Regions from separate parts of the Homo sapiens genome. Here region 1 is linked to region 2. A link is a loop called in an ENCODE intact Hi-C map of the cell type or tissue named here. Cell type or tissue: GM12878. All regions are shown on one strand. Each heading gives the region's core, and the rest is flanking DNA. Links, peaks and the distances in the headings are about the cores only. Region 1 holds the start of PLCL2-AS1 (PLCL2 antisense RNA 1). Region 2 has its middle 98 kb from the start of PLCL2-AS1.

Region 1 (2,916 bases), core at 134-2,633, 97 kb before region 2:
CCTAAATCATCACTCTCAAGTTCAAGGTTCCACAGATCCCTAGAGCAGGGATACAGTGCAGCCAGGCTCTTTGCTAAAGCATAGCAAAAGTGACCTCTACTCCAGTTCCCAATAAGTTCCTCATTTCCATCTGAGACCTCCTGAGCCTGGACTTCATTGTCCATGTCACTATCAGTATTTTGGTCACAACAATTTAACAAGTCTCTAGGAAGTTCCAAACTTTCCCTCATCTTCCTGTCTTTTTCTGAGCTCTCCAAACTGTTCCAACTTTTGCCCATTACCAGTTCCAAAGCTGCTTTCACATCTTCAAGCAATGCCCTGCTTCTCAGTATCAGTTTCTGTTTTATGAGGCTTCAGGAAACTTACAGTCATGGTGGAAGGCAAAGCAGGAGCAGTCATCTTCACATGGCCCAAGCAGGAGAAAGAGAGTGGGGAGGTGCCATACATTTTTAAACAACCAGATCTCTTGAGAACTTACTATATACTACCAAGGGGGGATGGTGCTAAACCATTTATGAGAATGCTACCCCCATGATCCAATTACCTCCCACCAGGACCCACCTCCAGCACTGGGGATTATATTTCAACATGAGATTTGGATGGAGACACAGATCCAAATCGTATCAGTTCTCATTTATGTCAGAATGTTTCTCAGCTCTGTTTTACAGAAGTGAAAGGTTCTTTCCTGGGAATTGAGAGACCCATGTTCTGGTGCCCTCTGTACCATGTCCCTGCTGTGTGACTTTAGTTTAGTCACTTGACCCTCTCTGCCTCATTTTCCTTCTTCTAAGTGGCAGTGGATTATGTGATTCCCTGATGGCCCTATGCCTTCTAAATTACAGTGAACTAAGATCAGTTACATAAACAGCAATTTGGGAATGGCTGGATTACAGTTACTGAAAAAGATTAAAAGATTAAACAAGTCATCCCATACAATGTTACAGGACACATAAATTGTAGCCCATCATCATTACTTTCAAGGAGGAAAGTTAACACTTTGAAGATGAGACACAGGAAACCTGCATCAGACTCCCAGGCCCCATTTGAAATCCACAGCATCTTTTCTCTTAAAGACTGGATATTGAACCACCACATCTTCTTTTAGGCATTTACTAATTAATTAACTAATAATTAGTGAAGTCAAGGGAAGAAGAGAAGTAGCAAGGTCCTCAGTGGCCTCTTTCTCATTTTAATTCCCTCACTAAGGACCTTCATCACTGATAAGGGATGGCAGAGGAAATGACCACAAAGACAACAACTAGGCCAACTCATTCAGAGCAAAAACTTCAAAATAAGCAACTGGTCTCTAGAAACCGCTGTCTCACCACACCTCAACCGTCCCTGTAACCTTCACCCTAATTCTGCTCTAAGATTCCCACATCATATATTCACAGAGTCATGCAAAGAAAAGAAGGATTCCCACATCAACTTTCACACGAATGTTATTTTTCATACGTGTGATCAGAATCCCCTGGGAATGCTTGTTGAAAATGCAGTCTCTTTACATCATTCCCAAAATATTGACCATCTGGGAGTGAGACTCAGGAATTTGCATTGTGGTGAGCACATTCAGGTTTTGAGAACTTCTCTTTTGAGGGTAGAGCAGAGCAGGCCCTCTTCTGAGTTCATGCTCTTTCCCTAAGCCTCTCTCCTCTGTCTCTCACAGGGAGAGTGTGAGTGACTGCTCAGACTCAGGCATGCACCAGCTGTGTGATTGAATGACAGCAAAATTATCTTTCTAGAGCAGCATAGAACATAGCTTTCACCAGTGACATTTCCCCAGTGCCACAAATGAAGGGGAGGGAAGTTTTGGGGACACTTGCCCTTCCCGGGGTACCTGTTCTGTGATTAAATCCCAACACTGTGCTCTCTTGTCACATCTTCCTCCCTCCTTCCTTCGTAAACCCATGGAGTCTCTGAAAGCATCCCCTTGTATTTAAATAGCAACTCTCAGGGTCATCTCAGCAGATGTTCTGCTGAAGAGGGGTCACGAGTAACTCTCAGGCTGTTTTTAACTCTGGCACTTGCATAAATAAACCATTTGGTTATGAGAATTCCCATTATAATTTCTTATTAAAGCTGAGAAGAACTACAATTCAAGTAAAGTCCACAGACAAAATGAATCACCTTTCTCATACAAATACCAGAAGGTTATATATATACACACATGTATGTGTGTATATTAGGTATCCTTAGGTTTAATATAAAGTGATTTGGCCCAGATTATCTCTAAGGCTTTTCCAGCTCTCAAATTCTATGGTCTACAAATCCTATAGTATATTATAAATATATAAGGGATTGTAAAAGGGAATATACAAATAATTGAATAAAAGTGAACAAATGCATTCTAAGAATGTTTTAACAGTATTTGGAGATAAACTTTCTTATAATAATAAGGAATATAAAGCAACTTCAATTAACCCATGTTCTTTTAGTATAGGTCACTGTATTCTCATTATAGGTCAGTGCTGTGTCAATAACATATTAACATATTAAAGAAAAAACACAGTCATGCATTTGTGGAATTTGTTTCATGACAAGTTATTATACTAATTACTTATTGGAGATGCAAAAAAAGGATAATAATGTCTATACCATCATGGAAAGTTACAGTAAAACACAACCAAGTGAGTGGTATAGATAACAGGTATAAATGAAATTTGAAGAAAGGAGCAGTCTCAGAGGCTTTTGTTGTTAGGAAAGGAGGTGGAGCTTGAACTAGGGGCTTGAGGGAATGCAGGATTTGTATAAGTTAAGCAGAAGGAACAGGGCATTTTAGATGGGCCAAAGCTTAGCAGACTTTATCATCAAGGTGTACTTTCAGTGCACATGAAATATATTGTCCTGGGTGAAGGGAAATATTTGCTTCAGGAAACAGTAAAAATTAGGTTGGAAATACAGGCTGGGCCCAATTAT
Region 2 (2,916 bases), core at 176-2,675:
ATAGTATCAGTGTGTCCCTAGGAAGGGGCTGCCCTTGTGTCTAGGTGGGCCGCTGGGTGACTTGCTTTCCCAGTGGAATGTGATTAAAAGTGACACTTTACTTCTTAGTCAAAGTGTCTCTGACATTGGTGGGAAAGTCCTAAAGGATGGAGCCTCAATGTGGCTGGGTCCCTGAATCACTGCATGGAGGAGAGTCACACACAAACCAGGAAGCCTCACTTTGATACTTATGTCTGTGAGAAATGGACTTCTCTTGTTTTAAGCAACTGACATTTTGGAACCTGTGTGTTATATAGCAGCAGACACAATCCTATTTAATATATCATGGAATATATTTTTAAGCCAGTCAAATTTCATCATAAAATGTATTTATTACTGTGGGGTCTGGTCAAAAAAGTTTGAAAAAAGTGCCTGCTCGGCTGGGCGTGGTGGCTCATGCCTATAATCCCAGCGCTTTGGGAGGCCAAGGTGGGTGGATCATGAGGTCAGGAGTTCAAGACCAGCCTGGCCAAGATGGTGAAACCCCATCTCTACTGAAAATACAGAAAAATTAGCCGGGTGTGGTGGTGGGCACCTGTAATCTCAGCTACTCGGGAAGCTGAGGTGGGAGAATTGCTTGAAACCCAGGAGGTGGAGGTTGCAGTGAGTTGAGATCGTGCCACTGCACTCCAGCCTGGGCAACAGAGCGAGAATCGTCTCAAAAAAAAAAAAAAAAAAAAAAAAGCCAGCTCTACCCCAGCCTCCTTATTTTTCAGATGGAGTGTCAGAGAGAGTGGGGCCTACCCACTGTCTCCTGGACGAGCTGGGACCAAACCCAGCCTACGCAGGAGGGGTCATAACATGAGGCCTGTATCTGCTTTGTTCCCATGGAATCCGGTAAAGTGGATCCCCAGTTCGACTCCAGCAGGCCCATCTCTCACCTGTCTGCCACGTCCACACTGCCACCAGGGACAGAGCTAACATCTGGCTCTGCTTCATGAGGCCTCCAGCCCCAGAGCAGCTCAGGGACAGGAAGGATGAACTCTGCCTGGCCTTGCTGAGCTAGTTCTCGGGGCTCCCACTGCAAGCTCTGTGGTTAACGCCTCTGCTGACAGCGGACAGGACAGACTTTCTCTGAAAGTCTGAGTTTCTCTGAATCTCTGAGGTGCAGGATTCTCAGAAACCCAGCGGCAGCCTTGCCACGCACCACCGCTGCGACACTGGGTGAGTCACACACATGCCCAGGAACATGCCTCCATATCTTGTGACAGGGTGAGTTTGGTCCCTGGTGCTGGTGCTGCACGGTAGATGGAAGCACAGCGGCTGCTGCGATCATGCAGAGCTTGTCACCTCCAGGAGTTAGAAGCCACCCAAATCCTGCCATTCAGGTGCTGGGGGAGGGAAAGTCCTGAGGGGCAGAGCTTCTGGGCTGTCTGCACACATGTGGCCACATCAGCCCAAGGCTTTGCCTTCCCCATCACCGGCCCCCATGGGGAGACTGGGAGGAGTTAATGCAGGTGACAGCCAGACCCAGGGCCTGGAGTTTGACAGGCTTAATACCCTTGCAACACCCCTGCGAGGTGGCCAAGCTAGGCATTTGCCCCAGCCCCACCCCCCAATATTAACGACGGGGAAATGGAGGCTCCTGGAGCTTGCTTGTCTTGCTCATAGTCCCCTCTTGATTGGCTGACAGCGGGATAGATGGACCCCTGGCACCTTGAGGGAGGAGTCAGGCAGGCAGGGCTCACGGCACTGGTGTCTGATGGACACTAACATCTCTGAATGAACTGGGGTTGGTTGACACTGGCTTCTATCTTTCCCCAACCTGTAAGCAGCCTGGGATTTGATCAGAGTTGATTATGACTCTTTCCCCAGGGGTGATGTTTGTGGGAGGGGCAACGTTTATGGGAATGAAAGCAAAGAATGACAAAGAGGTTTAGGAAAAACCTGGGACTGGCTGGTCCTCAAGATCTGGGGAGGAGGTGGTTTCTGCGCTCTCCCCCACCCCACCGTTCTGGGCTCCCAGAGTCATCTACTCATCTCCTCCTCCTCTACATATTCATATTCACCCCTCACACTCCAGTGGCCCAAGCTCAGTCCCTTCAAGGGAGGCTGGTCTAGTTGTGTCCCTCCCCAGGGGGAAAGGGAACTGGGGCTTCCTGAAGGGTCTCTGCCACATCCTTCCCATCTGAAATTATCTCATTCATTCACTGGGCATTGCCTTTCTCTCCCACTGGACTGCAAGCTCCCTGAGGACAGGCATCTTATCCATCTTGTTCACTGCATGTCTCCAGCCCCCAGCACAGTGTTTGGCACATGGTAGGCTCATAAATATGGGTAAATAAATAGCTAAGGCTCAGAGTCCCTCTTTTCAAGATAAGAAATGCAGAATCTGGACTTGGACATGAATATATTCAGCAGAATGCAGGGAGGTGTAGGACAAAGGCCTGGAGAACGTGTACAGTCCTAAGATGGGAGAGTTTACAAGAGATGGATCCTGCTAGTCAGAGTTATCAGGAAATAGCCACTGCTGCATAACGACCTTCCCCAAAACTCAGTAGCTTAAAACAATCATTTAGTTTGCTCACAATTTTGTACTTTGGGAAGGGTTTGGTGGGTATACCTTGTCTCTGCTCTGCACAGTGTCATTGAGGCCAAAGGATCCACTTCCGAGATGGTATTGTAAGCTGTTATTGACTGTTGGCTGCTCTCCACATTGCTGCTTGGGCTTCCTTGCAGCATGGTGGCCAGGTTCCAAGTGTGAATGTACCAAGAGACAAGAAGTAGTCCCATCTGATGCCGCATCATGTCCTCCATAGTCTACTGGTTGAGAAGTCACAGAGCCAAGATTCAAGGGCCTCTTCATGGGACCGGTGTCAAAGAGTTTTGGGGTGTGCTTAAAAAACATATCTAAGGTTTCCTGGGGGAGAGGAGTGA

The links. Hi-C counts contacts between places; a loop is a spot of excess contacts. Peaks named below come from ENCODE experiments on the same cell type or tissue, not always from the same donor. Only the 100,000 strongest peaks of a DNase experiment are listed, where the experiment ranks them.
Region 1: it touches region 2 in a loop (2.3-fold over the local background); 4 of 110 quality-filtered maps call a loop at or near these places.

The regions. Positions count from the first base shown.
Region 1 is chr3:17,054,160-17,057,075 of GRCh38, forward strand. The region is part of intron 4 of PLCL2 (phospholipase C like 2); the gene reads left to right. PLCL2-AS1 (PLCL2 antisense RNA 1) reads right to left here and starts at 425. Exons shown (of 3, transcript NR_046640.1): 1 at 367-425. RefSeq lists an enhancer at 261-450. In GM12878, for the core only: no CTCF peak of the experiment used is centred there; a DNase peak (open chromatin) is centred at 1,382; H3K27ac peaks cover 2,500 bases.
Region 2 is chr3:17,150,693-17,153,608 of GRCh38, forward strand. No RefSeq gene overlaps it. Among named protein-coding and RNA genes, the nearest start is that of PLCL2-AS1, 98 kb to the left of the region's middle. RefSeq lists enhancers at 733-812, 813-1,314, 853-912, 1,113-1,282 and a silencer at 2,669-2,840. In GM12878, for the core only: no CTCF peak of the experiment used is centred there; a DNase peak (open chromatin) is centred at 1,129; H3K4me3 peaks cover 655 bases; H3K27ac peaks cover 1,718 bases.